Linked DNA regions of Homo sapiens: region 2 is linked to region 1. Evidence: chromatin contacts called from ENCODE Hi-C or POLR2A ChIA-PET data. All regions are on one chromosome and are shown on one strand. The core of a region is the stretch at or near the end of the contact, and the rest is flanking DNA. Distances in the headings are between cores, read along the strand shown.

Region 1 (7,317 bases), core at 4,818-7,317:
CCTTGTGAATCTGGGTGCTCCTGTGTTGGCTGCATATATATTTTGGATAGTTAGGTCTTCCTGTTGAATTGAACCCTTTATCATTATGTATTGCCCATCTGTATTAGTTCATTCTCACACTGCTATAAAGAAATACCTGAGTTTGGGCACAGTGGCTTATGCCTGTAATCCCGACACTTTGGGAGGCCGAGGCAGGAGGATTGCTTGAGCCCAGAAGTTCAAGACTAGACTGGGCAACTCAGTGAGACCCCGTCTCTACAAATAATTTTTTAAAAAATCAGCCGGGTGTGGCGGTGTGTATCTGCAGTCCCAGCTACCTAGGAGGCTGAGATGGTAAGATTGCTTGTGCCCATGAGGCTGAGGCTGCAGTGAAGAATGATTGTGCCACTGCATTTCAGCTTGTTCAACAGAGTGAGACCCTATCCAAAAAAAAAAGAAAGAAAGAAATACCTGAGACTAGGTAATATAAAAAGCAAAGAGGTTTAATTGGCTCACGGTTCTTCAGGCTGTACGGAAAGCATGACTGGGAGGCCTCAGGAAACTCACAGAAGTCTCCTGGCAAAAGGTGAAGGGGAAGCAGGCACATCTTACATAATTGGAGTAGGAGGAAAGGCGGGGGTGGGGGGAGGGCGGGGGGAGGCTAAACAACCAGATCTTGTAAGAACTCACTCAGTATCAGAAGAACAGCACCCAGGGGGATGGTGTTAAACGATTAGAAACTGCCCCCCATATCCAATCACCTCCCATCAGGCCCCACCTCCAACACTGAGGATTACAATTGAATATGAGATTTGGGTGGGGGCACAGATCCAAACCATATCACTATCTTTGTCTTTTGTGGTTTTTGTTGGTTTAAAGTCTGTTTTGTCTAAAATTAGAATAGCAACCCCTGCTTTTTTCTGTTTTCCATTTGCTTGCCAGACTTTTCTCCATCCCTTTACTTTCAGCCTTTGGATATCATTGAATGTGAGATAGGTCTCCTGAGGTTTCAGGTTTTATGCCACTGTGTTAATCAGAAAAGCCATAATTTAGTTGTTTTGTATGTTAGTTAAGTATGTGAGTTAACAATGGGCCAAAGAATCTCAAAAATAATTTTCTATCTAAAAATTGTGCCAAGTCTCCCTAGATACTAATAGAGTGGTGATGATGAGACATCTTGAAATCAAAGGACAAGAGGATAAAAGGAATACTGTATAGGCGTCTCTGAGCTCTGCCTGTCTTTGTGATATTCCTGTGCTCTGCCCTAGGGAAAAGAGAGGGGAAATCAGTTATGGTAAATTAGTAGAAAGAAAAAAAGGCAACTAAGGGTAGAAATTTGTGTGTTTATGTGTGTGAGAGAGAGAAAGAGAGACAGAGAGACAGGAAGGGGCCGCGTGTGGTGGCTCACGCCTGTAATCCCAACACTTTAGGAGGCCGAAGTGGGCGGATCACCTGAATTCAGGAGTTCAAGACCAGCTTGGCCAACATGGCGAAACCCCATCTCTACAAAAAAAATACAGAAAATAGCCAGGTGTGGTGGTGCATGCCTGTAATCCCAGCTACTTGGGAGGCTGAGACAGGAGAATCACTTAAATTCAGGAGGCAGAGGTTTTAGTGAGCGGAGATCGAGCCACTGCACTCCAGCCTGGGTGACAGAGCAAGACTCCACCTCAAAAAGAAAGAAAAAGAAGAGACAGGAAAGCCTATCATGACTGGGTGAAGACTGAATTAGGCTCTCATCAAAAATCTCCAGGCATGCCAATTCTAACTAGAATACGATTCAAACTCCACAAAATCTGCCTTCCTATCTTACTGACTACATCTCCTCCCACTCCGTCTTTTGCACTCTTCTTTAACTACATATTGTCTTAACCACTCTCTTCTCACACTGCACCTTCTGTTTCTCAAACGACCCAAATTCACTCATGCCTCATGTATTTGTAACTCATTTTTTGACTCTGCCCCCCATAAAACATAAGCTCTGTAAGAGCAGGGGCTTTGCTGTGTCCAACACGGCACGCTCCCAACCCCACCCACAAGAACATCTCTTGTTACATGGTGGACATTCAGTGAATGTTGGTTGACCATTAGGGAAGTCCCATCTCATGGATGACCACATGGAATATCACCCAAAGTCCACTGAAAAAAACACTTTCTGCTCCCTTGTTGCCCCCATCTTTCAGCATAGTGACTCTGACCCACAGCCATAACAACTCCAGGCCTGCTTCCACAACCTGTGGAAGGTGAGAATAACCCTCCCACCTCTGGAGGAATCTCCAGCTTCCTTGCCGTCTCCTCTTCTGGGGGCCTTGTTCTCATCATGTCCTAAAGATCTTTCCATTCCCAACCAAATAAAAAGTAAATCAATGTTTAAACCATCTTTCAAAGCCTAGCACTAAATACATTGCAAAGTATGCAATGATGCTATCTGTATACTTTGTCTTAGGCTAAGCATATAAGAAGGGGAAAGAGAGAATGGGGGAGAAGATAACTTTTCACTCAGCTTTCCAATGTTTTTAAGAAAATCTCCTAAGGGCTAGGTGCTTTCCTTTCCCTCTATCTCAATGGTGCAGGAAGAGGAAGGCCCCTGGTCAGATACAAAAGTTTGTGGCAGTAAAAAGGTAAACTGGACAATCCTCCTAGATGACCAAAAGCTCTCCAAGAAAAACAAACATGGGCACAAGGAAGAAAACCAGGTCTTACTGATCCTGTTATCTTTTACTTTCATAACCTCACTGCCAGAATCTCAGCACTTCTTAGCCTGATTATACGACAGTCAAGTTCCTGACCAAGTCTGAGACACTGCAGCTGATTCAGTGCTGAGGTGTCACCATCAGGGGAAAGAACTCCAGCTATCCCACAATGGTGAGGGAATTGTGTTTCTGACATCCTGATATGGAATTGTAAATAAAATTTCCTACCAAAACACTATAATATCCAATGTATACATTCTATTCCATGCATCAAGCTCACTCCAAATCAAAATCCATTTTAACCCCTAAGGGTTAAATTGGAAACTGTGATGTGTGATGTGTGCTATTATCCATCACAGTTGGGACAGACAGGAGAGAATGTTTCATTTCAACTGTGAGGGTGGGGATGTAACCCTGGGAAAACCTCTTCCAGGTAACATATAGCTTGAGTAGGAGCTTCAGTGAAAATGTATTCAGAAAGGAAAGAACTTTTGGAATATGCCCATTGAAGACAGCATAAACTCCTAGATTTCGCCAGACCCTGATCACCTAAGTGACACATCAGAGATGTGCAGAAGATAGAAGGTTCCTGGCTGGTGAAAGTCTAAAGCTGTCACAAGGAAGGCAAAGTACGCAGACCACCTATTCAAAAAGCCCAGCCTGGGGATAACTAGAAAGGCATATTCAGACCAAGGTATATATAAATGGAGGATATGCCAGGCAAAGGAGAAAGATATGCACAGGAAATGGAAGAATTTGTGCAGAATGTATACTGCAGAGGATTCCTGGGATGGTGTAGGCAGAGGTAGAGTCAAACCTTTATGTGAGCCACTGCAACTCAACCTAAGGCAATCTTGGTTTTTTAAGCTATAAAATGGGGCTAAAAATTCCTTTCTTGCAGGAGTTTTGTCAGGAAGATTAAATAAAATAGCATATGAGAACACACCAAAAATCAGAGTGGGTGCCAAATAGGAGTTCCATGCTTCCTTCACCTTCTCAATAAGCATCACCTAAAATGCATACTAAACAGATCTCTGGTCACCACTCCTGGATGGAAGCACAATTTCCATGGAAGCCATCTGGCAGTCTGCATGGTTAGCAGATGATGCTTATCAGGGAAATGCGGGAAACATGGCATTACTCACGTCTTCTCCCATAAGGTTCCACATGATGTGGAACACAGAAATGTCTCCAACAGAAGAAAACTGCTGTGAAATCCAGTCGTCTGCCACTGAATGAGAACACCTACGATTTACAATTTCACAGGAGACAGACTAATGTTTTTAAATGGTATGTCTCTTAATGGTATTATTCTGTCAATACTGTCTATTCTTGAGCCTCAAAGGTTTTTTATTATTATTATTGATATAGGGCATAAGAACAAACTATCTCCAACAAATCTACTGAAATGTAGTCAAAATTGCAGTCCCATTTTACTGCACCATGTAAACAACATATGGTGCAATCTGGGACTGAGACATTGTGGAACTATAGTAAAAATACAATTCAAGGAAAGCGACATCACAAGGAATGAAGATCTCCCCTCCCAGTCTACATGACCACAAGAACAGCTTAGGAAACCAGACCAATGCAACACTTTCTAGAAAAATTATCTTCTTATAAGCAAAGTTGCCATTATCCAAAGACCCTCTGTGGAATTTGGCCTTACTCAGAGACAATAAACTAAATAACAGTCTAAGGGCATCGTTTTTCGCAGATCTTGGTATGAAAAGCGTTCTTAGTGAAACAAAAAGGAAGCAACATAAACCAACTTGCAAATGTCAAATCGGCATGCTTTCAAACGGAAAATAACCTGGCAGCCTGAGCAGATGTTCCCAAATATTTAACATCTCCCTGTAAATAAAAAGACAGTTTTATGGTCTGCAGCTAGGTGAGGAAGATTGAGGACCGGAAAGTCAAACATTCGGGCTAGCCTAAAAGAGGTGGCCGCTGGAGACCCGAAGAGTTACGAGGTTCAAAGGTCAGCGTGGACACGAGACCACAGACCACGAGGAGCTTTCAGCAGATCTACAGTTTCCTTAACTATCCACCTACTCACAGCACCCAGCTGGTCCTCGTAAGGCAAATGGGACTTACGACTTTAGACTCGGTGTGATTTCTGATACACTAGCAGTCACCACGTTATTTTCATCCCTACCCCCACACACTGTTTTTAAACATTACCTTTCAACAGCAACCTCTTCTCCCCCTCCTGCTCCTCCCCACTGTCCCCGCCAACCCTCGCTACTGAAAAATCCTAAAAGAAGGTGCTTTGGGTTTGTTTTTGGTTTCTGGGCGTCGCTTTTTATAGGTTTTCTTTTAAGCCAAAATAACAGCACACAAGAAAGAGGCTTGAGATTGCCGGGATCTCCGGAGCCGGCGGCCTCAAAATGACAAGTTGCTTCTCCCTTATCTTGAAAATTAACAGCAGCCCAAACACTGCAATTTACTCACCGTCCTCCTTTCTCCTAAACTGCCTCGGAGCTTGTTTTGTTAGGTCTAGTTCCATTGTGGAGGGAAAAAGGGTTTCTCGAAAAACTTTATACGGTAAGAGACCAGAACCTTCCAGACCCCTCAACCCTCCTCGCGTACAGACCCTTTTACAAGAAAACAATAGTGAACGAGGAGCTGGACACTCCTCTTGGCTTCCCAATTGCACAACCTCGCCGGCGATTCGACAAAAGAGGGTCCCAGAGCAGATTCTCTCGGCCCCCACGGCTCCTGGGCTTACCCGCGAGGCTGCGCGTCCCTCCCGCCCTTCACTGGGGCTCCAGGATCCCCGGGTGCCCTCTCGGCGGTGGCTGCGGCGCACGCCGGCTGGCTCGCGGGTCCCAGCGCCCATGGTCCCTTTACGCCTCCGCACGCCACCTCCTTGGTGCTGGCAGGATATGTGGAGGGGCAAACAGCGCTCCGTGTCCCCACCCCCAACCCTGAGCCTCAGAGGCTGCAAAGCCGGAGGGTCGGGGCAGCACAGACCCCAGGCCGCCCGGACCCCGGCCCAGACCGGTCTTCCCGCACCCCCAATTTCCCTCACCCGGGCAGTGCAAACCCGCAGCGAAGCCGGCCGGCAAGAGTGACCCGCCGAGGCCCAGGAGCGACGACCGCAGAGGCGCACCGGGCTCCGAGACCTGAGGGGCCGCTGCTCCAGCCGGCTGCTGCCTCTCTCGCGGCGCCTGCCACATCGGGCCGCAGAAGCCCGAGGCCGGCAGAAACCAAAGGAAGGTGGCGCGGGCCAGGGGCGGCGCGGGCACGATTCCTTCCCCGCGGATCTGGCGGGGGAGCAGAGGAGGGAGCAGCCCTGCCCGGAGTCTCAGGCTCCCGCCAGCCCCAATCCCGGGCGACTGCGCCGAGCGCCTCCGGAGTCGCGGGAAGCTCCTCCTGCTCCGCGGCTGGCGCCAGTTGCACGGTGGCCGCCCCCAAATTCGAGGAGGAAGGTGCAAAGTGGTGGGAGGCTGCGGGTCTCCCGGAGGGTGAGGCGTTGGGGACCAGGCGGGAGCACAGCCGAACCCCTACCTTTCGGGCGGGGCGGACACCAGCCGCGCGCCCTCGCCGGGCGCCGGGACCGGAAAATCACCGCGAAGGGAGGGACGAGGAAAGGCGGCGGGTGGCTTCAGGACAAGGTAGGAGGATCGATTTCCACAGCCAAGAAGACACTCCCATCCCGCCCTGGTTTGTTTGGAAAGCTGCAGGAGCTAAAGTGAGGGGTGGCCGGGTACTCCCCTTCCCCGCCCGGCTGGCAGGCGGCAGAAGTAAACACTGAGGCTTGTGGCGCCGCGGACTGACTGTGACACAAGGCTCAGCAGAAGGTTTGGTCCCTATCAGAAGGGGAGGAGTGTTCAGAGAGCTCCTGAATTCCGGGGCTCTGCCCTTCAAGGGCAAATGTGTTCGTACTTTTTATCTTTTGAAGGAGATAAATTACTTTAGGGAGAACGAAGGTGGAACGTGCTGTTTGCGTTTTCTTTTCTCTCCATAGGCAAAACCCTACGTTATTAATGTCCTCTTACTTGGATGGCTCTGAATACTTTTTAAAGTGTGTTTGTCAAATAATTCCTTGTCTAGAAACATTCAAGTCATAGCTCCAACCTTTGGGCCCTGAGCAGTGTAATCACGTGCCATCAATTGACCCCAGAGAGAAGACCCACGGACTTGGATGTAATTCAAAGTTGGCAATGTGTCACGAACTGGAACAAAGTCCTTCATCTGTGATGGGCTTTCTGGTATTTGTCCTTTTTTTTTTTTTTTTTTTTGAGACAGAATCTTGCTTTGTCACCCAGGCTGGGGTACAGGGGCATGATCTTGGCTCACTGCAACCTCTGCCTCCCAGGCTCAAGCGACTCTCCTGCCTCAGCCTCCCGAGTAGCTGGGATTACAGGCTGGGATTACCACTCCCAGCTAATTTTTGTATTTTTAGTAGAGATGAGGTTTCATTATGTTGGCCAGGCTGGTTTCGAACTCCTGACCTCAAATGATCCGCTCGCCTCCACCTGCCAAAGTGCTCTGGTATTTGTCTTAATTGTAATAACAGCCCTAGGAGGTATCATTTGTTGTTTTCCCAACCTTACTTTAAAAAAAAAATGGCCGGGCGCCGTGGCTCACACCTGTAATCCCAGCACTTTCGAAGGCCGAGGCGGGCGGATCACGAGGT
Region 2 (7,317 bases), core at 2,275-4,774, 54 kb before region 1:
TCAGTGTTTCTTTCTGCTGAACCATTCCCTTCAGCATATACACAGACCAAAAATAAAACACGCTTCTTCGATCCTATATCATCTTCCAACTATTGCTTCATTTCTACGATCCTTGTTCTAGCAAAAAGTCCACTAAAGATTTGTTGCTGCTTGCTCATGTCCCAGGTTCTCTTCAACCCAATTCAAGCAGGCTTTTTCCTTCTTTCTTGTTAATATATATCACCAATATGACCTCCACGTTTCTAAAACCAGGGTTTATTATTTACATTCAACCTCTGGACAGCATCTGACATGGCTGACTTCTCTTGAAATACAGCATTTGATTTCTGGGACACCATGTCCTACTGGGACTTTGATGTAGCTACAGCTAGTTCTAATGTCATCACTAAGTATGCTCAGGGTCTTCCTGTGCTTTTGGAATTAAAGATATTACCTAAAATGAAGAAGCAAGAGATATACCTGATCATACTTCACTTAGGAATATAGGAAGTGAAAACTCACAAAACACACATTCAGAAGCTGTCCTTTACCCTCAAAATTACTAGGAAGTCAGGTTTAAATTTAAAACATGTATGCTTTTTGACTTGAGCATTCCACTTCCAGAAGTCCATCCTACAGAAATCCGACAAATGGGCAGAAAACCCCTATAAACACATGTACTGCTATATTATTTAAAGAGAAGAAAATGTTGGATATATCTGAGTGTCTATAAATAGGGGAAGAGTTAAATAAAGAGAAAAAAGAAAATAACAACAATACCTATGGTATAATCATAATTATACTGAACAAACAAAAAGATTATGTGTTTATGAATGCATAGCAAATAGTCTGGAAGCACATAAAAGGTAGAAAAGCTTGAGAGGTTACATGGGTTGTAGAGGGAAGAGAATAGACTGGTGACTTCCTTTTTGATTTTTAATATTCCTTTATTTCAGTGTGCAACACTAACATTTGTTTTCAGCATATAACACTTTTGAATTTCTTAATCACAATTCTTATCATGCTAAATATACATCATGAAAATACATGATGTATATTTATTTCTTTGGATTTTTCCCTACTTTAAAAAGGGGTGAAAAACTCATTTCAACCAAGGTGTCATGTTATACAGTTACTCAAGCTTCCAGTAAAAAATATCTCTGCCACTGTATGGGTCTAGAGTATTGTTTTCTAGGGAAAGAAGGCAAACAGGAGTGAAAGTCAATGAGATTTCATTTTGAAGTTTCAAGAACTCTTTCAATATTGCTGTAGCTACCATTTCTTGAGAATTTAATGCCAACATTTCCTCTGACCACAGAAATGTTTCTGGACTACTTTATTGTCCTTCCTCACCTTTCCTCTGGCTTTCCTGTGATATTTTTATCAGAGCATCTCAGACACTTCTTTTTAGCCTGCAAAGCCATGCACTTGGCCTGAAGCCAGGCCAGCTACTCTGAGCACAAGCCTGCCCGTCAGCCCACCCAGTCAGACTCTCCTCACTGCAGAACACTGAAGACAGAGTTATGAAAGATAAATTGTTTCGGCATGCACAAAGAGACCCCAGGAAGGCCCTACAAGGGCAGGAAAAAAACCCAACTTAAAATTACATTTCCTTGCAACATAAATGAAAAACATAAAGATAATATCCATAGATAACTACTTTTACTAACTCAGAGATGGCCCTCAGAAATCATCTCATGAGCTGTGGTTCTCATACAGTTTCTGAGAGTTCCCAGGACCCTCTATCCTACCTCAGCCAGATCTGTAGTTTGAAACCATGCAGAGATAAATACATACCTGATTTTTGGGAAACACTTTTGGAAAATGAAGCAGTTCATAAGCTGCTGTTCTGATAATGAAAGGATCTAATATTCGGATTTGATAAGGTTTATAAATCAGGTTTAAGGCTGGTTTCTTCCAAAAACCATTAGTGTTCTGAAAGTAAAAAATATAGAGAATAGAACAGTGTGGCTGTCTGTTTTTTAAGGAAAAAAAGCACTAAAGGTAATCTGAAGGCAGAACAATTTTGCCTACTTACTATTTTGTCACCCATCAACAATTCCAACAGCCACCTTAAATCATGTGGCTTAAAAGCAGTGAGAATCACTGTCGTATTAGGGTCATTGTGAATAGGATCTGAAAAAACAGATTCTGGATAAAAAAGTCGGAAGGTTGTCCTTCTCCCAACTTCTTCTTCATGTCCTAAAACAGGACCATTATTCATTCTGTGGATAGTAAAACATACAAGATATGTAGACCAAGTGCAGTATCTGCCATTCCCATCACAGTTCTCAGAGGTTTCAGAGTTGGACAAACATCAGCCTTTTATCCTGTGCTCTGAAGCCACAAAGCAATAGATCAATCTTTCACACATAATGGCCAAGGAGATCATTCCTTTTCATGAAATAGTTGGTTGATCAAAGGCAGAAATGTTCATTTGTATTTGAAAATTAATTGTGGAGCCAATGATAATTCAGTCTTACCTCCAGGGGAACTGAAGACTAAATTTAAAAAAGTGGGAACACAGAGCCACAGGATACCAGAGTTGAAAGAGAACTTGGAGGACAAACCCCTGGAGAGAAAATTACTTGCTCAAAGCCACACAGTCATGTAGCACATGGATGTGTGTGACTGACAGGTAAGAAGAATCACATTTAAGTTGGTTTAAAGACCCATCAAAATTGTTGTACTCTGAAATAAGGTTAACAATATAAATCTGCTATATTATATTCAAGCACAACCAAATGAATGTCTATTGCTAGAGTAAACTAAAGAACCACAAAGGATCTACTGTTGGGTTTGTGTATGCTGAAAGCCAAGGTTGGACATGCACTATTTATGCACACATTATGAAGCCATGCTATAAAAAAAGAAATGCTTTGTTTCCAAAACAGTGTCCCCAAAGAGATAAATACTGTTTTGCCCTTTGCTACTGACTCTACGTAATATAAGACGAACAGACTTATTAACACTTGAGATGACTTTCAAAATGTTGTACCCATGATATTTTCCTGCAAGGGTTTCCTGTGGCTCTAAATTATCAGATTTAGACAATTATGGGTAGAGAAACCTGTGATTGCTTCAAAATTGTTTTGTAGGTAAATTATCACAGCTTCCTCAAAATGGATAGTAAACAGAAAATAAGGTGACCTCACCATGCAGAAACCCTAGGCAGCTTGTAACCCCACAAAACCCCCAAAGCTGCCAAACCATCCTAATGTATTGCCTCAGTATGCTAACTTTGCCATTCTTTAAACTATTCATAGCTACTCCTAACACACACACACACACACACACACACACACTTATCCCAGATGATGACCTTATCTTGACCTTTCACTAAAAAAATAGAGATAGAAAGGTCCGTATTTTCCCCTCACTACATCAGAGGGACTCTTGGTAGTTGTAACCACAATCCTGGCTCTCCTTTCCATTATGAAACATTAACCACACTTGTGTTCTGAACCCCCTTCCCCTCTCTTTTACCACCCCAATCTCTTTCTCATTTCCACCAGTTAACCAATGTACTATAGTGCCTCCAATCTTTTCAAAAGAAGAAAACAAACAAAAAAAAAACCCTGATTGCATAACCATCTCTAACTGCCATCTGATTTCTCAACTCCTCTTTGAAGCAAAATCCCTGGACTACATTGGTTTCTCTACATCTTCATCTGTACATTCAGGTGTACATTCTCTGCATTCCCTCTTCGACCTAGTCCAGCCGGGCTTCTTGCCACATCACGCCTCTAAGCCTGCTTTTATTGGGAGTGTCAATGAGCCTCAGGTCACCAGTCCAATGGTCACCACTCTGTCCTTATCTTGCATGACCTCTCACCAGCACTGGGATACAGTTGGTCACTCCTTCTGTCCTGGAACACTTTGCTCTCTTGGCTTCTGTGATCACCTTCTCCCGATTTTCTTCTTACCTCACTGGTGGATCCTCTTCATCTCTTTTACACATTCCTTTTTCTTTGCTCAACCTCTAAATTTTGAGTTCTCTGAGGCTCAGTCCTCACTCTCTTCTCTCTCTCTCAGTCTCTCCTTGGGAAATCTCACCCAGTCCATGGTTTAAATACAGCTTATAGGCCACACACCATCAAGATTTTAACCTGTTTATCCAACTGCCTACTCGACAAACCCACTGCAAATCTAACAAGCATCTCAAATCTAACATGTTCATATCATGGTTTTCCTCTAAACCTGCTCCTATACCAGTCTTCCCCAACTTAATAAATGATACCACTCTCCAGCCAATCTCCTAAGCTGAAAACAGAGTAGGAGGCATCCTTGATTTCTTTATTCTCATTACTCTTCACATCTAATACGGCAACAAATCCCGATAACTCTATGTCTAAAACACATCTTCAGTCAGTCCACATATCTCTTCCTCTCCTACAACAATCCTGTCCCAAGCCACCATCATATTATACCCGAATACAGCAACCTAATTGGCCTCTTCATTTCCACCCTTGTCCCCCACATTCCATTGTCCATGCCACAGCCAGAATATTTAAGACATAACCAGACTGCTTTGTTCTCTTGCTTAAAACCCTTAAAAAGCTTCCTGTTGCACTTAAAATCCAAGTTTCTAATCCTAGCTTACAAAGTCCTATGCAGCCTGATCTTTGCTCACCGCTTCAGCTTCCAATTCCACCACTCTCCCCCTGCCTGCTACTTTCCAGCTTCACTGGGTTTCTTTGCTACTCCTCTCAAACTCAGGATCATCTCCTCCTGAGGCCCTGCAGCAAACATCCTTTCTGCCTGGACTGCTCTACCATAATCTTCATATGGCTGTTGCTGTGTGGTCACTTGGGCCCTGCTTAGATGTCTCTTTCTCAAAGTGGTCAATCATTACAAAGGAGCCATTCAAAGATTCTCTGTTATATCCTTTTTAAATTATGTATGGCATTTATTATTTTTATATATTTAATTACTCATTTTCTTCCCTCCACAGGGAGCACAAACATTGTTCTTATCCATTGCTATCTCTCCTGTGGCTAGAAGCATGCTAGCACACTAAGGAGACTTAACAAATACTTGCTAAATGAGTAACCTGAAATCTAGGTCTAACTCTAGCCAACAACCAAGAGAGAAGGTTGTGCAATAAAAAAAAAACCAAATGGAAACATCTCCCCTTCCTGTCAAAACACAGCTGTATTAAGGCAAGAAACCATATTCTTTTGAAACAATTCTAGGGTAGCAAATAGAAAATATATTTACCTTATTATTACATCATAGGAGTCGATTTTTTCTCCTAATGTCTTATTCTTCAAAACTCCTCCATTACCAACCACCACACACTTTTTACAGGGTATGCTGTTGGACAGATGGACAAGTGAGAGATTGAGCCATCTTTTACAAAACTGATTCCAAGAATCCATGCATACTGTCAGAAACCCAGTGCCAAATTCCACTTGTTGCGCAAGTAGAAAAAGAACCAACTGCGACTTACAAGTCTAGAGCTGTATTAAAAAGATACAAGATTCAATGAGTAACATTCTATAGGAAGAGCATATCATTGTCAGCAACTATTATCAGCCCATACATGTTCTCTCATTTGATTCTCATACCCACCTATTGAGATAAGTAAGCCTGATATTCCCAGTATACAAATGAAGAAAGAGGTTCAGAAATCTATTATGTAACATTTTAAAGTCATACTCCAAAGTGGAACTAGCATGTGGATCCAGAACTTGAGACTGTGAAACACACCTCCATATAGGACTCTGCATTTGTGTTTTACATTATGCAGGTCTACATTCTTTGCCAGCATTACCCACTCCTCGAAGATTCTACCTCTGGCTCTCTGCTGCACAAGTGTGGAGATGGACAGTTTGGAATCTGGTGAGAAAAGTGCAGTTTTCTGTACCCTGCCCATGCTCACTTCAATTTCTCAAACATGGACTGGTCCTTGGAGCTTAACCAATACAAACTAAAAGTTCACGCGGTGTTCCTGGCAAACAGCTTTAAAGTAGAACACAAAGGGGAACTTCGTGTTGCTGGTCCATCTCTCTCCCAGCTCTTACCCTCACCCAGGCAGGCCTGGAGAAATGACAAAATAGACTGTGTCCTTGCCCGCTAGGGAACAAAACCACAGAAGGGAAAGTTGTTGAGGCTATCCTTCCAGGGCCCTCATGGCATGGAAAGTCTAAAGAGAACACTGTTTCCCTAAGACCCGTGAAATCAGCAGACCAGATGAACTCAAGACCTTAAGGATTTTAGGAAATCAATGAGTAGCAAAACTGTACAAACACTGTAGAACCCAGAAACATGGAGAATGTGAGAATTCGGAAACTGTTTAAAAGAGCCAAGCATTGGCTTTGTCAGGTAAACAGGAGATGATGTACACACTCCTATATTCATTAAATTTACCTTTTTTGAGTAGTACAGTTCATCTGATTGTAAGGTTTAAAATTTAAAAAATACTTTTAACATATTTTAATTGGAAGCTCTATGCTCTCAAATATTAAAGAGTCATGCCTAAATCAGTGTCTACCTAATCAGTCAAGAAAAATAAGTACCAGTGGCACAGGTTGGTAAGGACTTGGGGGCGGGGAGGGCTGTCCAGCAGATGCTCCTTCAGTGTGTGCCTGAAACCTCGCCTTGTGGACACATCTCATGTCACAGTAGGTTCCAGAAGGGTCTGTTTGTTCATTTAAATTTTCTTTGCATTTTTTTTATTTCTTTTTTCTGGGAGTCTATAGATGGAGCAAAAATGAAATCAATGTCAGACATATTATATTTGATTTGGTTCAAATGTGGCTGATGTCCATTTGCAGCAGAGAAGAACTGAGGGGAGGAAGGTACACAGTGTTGCCGGCAAGGGGACACTGAACAAAAACAGTTTGCCATTCATTGTAAAAGTGGGCGGGCACCACACAGTCAGTGTGAGTCAGTTAACCAAGACAAGGGACTCAAGGTTCAATGAGCAGGGATAAAACCAAGGTAAGCGGGTTGTGGGGTGGGGGAATAAGTACAGAACTTTCAAGAGACAAGGCCAGAACATTTAGAGAACTAGCTGCAGCAGAGGCTGGCTGGAGAACGGTGGTCAGTGCAGGTCTGCTGGATCACTTGGGGAACATGATGACCACATCGTACCCTCAAGTGGTGTGACTTGCTCCTGGGCATGCTCTTCACAGTAGATTTGATGGAAAAAAAAAAAAAAAAAGCCCTTCTCTTTCGGGTGAGTGTCACAATCAGTGCACACGTAACATTCAGGGAGGGGATGATGGTCCCCGCAGCTTTACAAACATGCCTACAATGCCAGGACCACATTTGTCACACATGGGCACCTTCTGAGCATTTCCAATTGATGCAGCCACTGAGTAATAGACTGAG

What was found. A loop is a pair of places that touch in the nucleus more often than their neighbours do. ChIA-PET counts read pairs that join two places held with the same protein, here RNA polymerase II (POLR2A). Pooled maps may share reads with other maps.
Region 2: a loop to region 1 is called in a map of right lobe of liver, with 2.9 times the contacts of the local background. The contact joins the enhancer-like site here to the promoter of ST3GAL6-AS1 in region 1. A Hi-C loop is called at or near these places in 49 of 168 maps with a recorded cell type or tissue (CD14-positive monocyte, Caco-2, Calu3 and 27 more), 13 of 37 single-sample maps with no recorded cell type and 29 of 50 pooled maps. POLR2A ChIA-PET finds 5 or more read pairs at or near these places in 8 of 52 experiments (GM12878, HEK293, HepG2 and 5 more).

The regions. Positions count from the first base shown.
Region 1 is chr3:98,731,401-98,738,717 of GRCh38, reverse strand. ST3GAL6-AS1 (ST3GAL6 antisense RNA 1) reads left to right here and starts at 6,067. Exons shown (of 5, transcript NR_046683.1): 1 at 6,067-6,292. It also overlaps a transcript of ST3GAL6 not described here. RefSeq lists enhancers at 5,105-5,852, 5,853-6,601.
Region 2 is chr3:98,782,923-98,790,239 of GRCh38, reverse strand. It overlaps ST3GAL6 (ST3 beta-galactoside alpha-2,3-sialyltransferase 6), which reads right to left. Exons shown (of 10, transcript NM_001323368.2): 6 at 5,200-5,295; 7 at 2,018-2,204; 8 at 1,777-1,914. It also overlaps the pseudogene PDLIM1P4. Among named protein-coding and RNA genes, the nearest start is that of ST3GAL6, 23 kb to the right of the region's middle. Within about 2 kb of position 3,524, at least 2 of the 41 ENCODE cell types and tissues checked have a DNase peak (open chromatin) inside an H3K27ac peak, as active enhancers do; they include CD14-positive monocyte and right lobe of liver, where a contact is called at or near this core.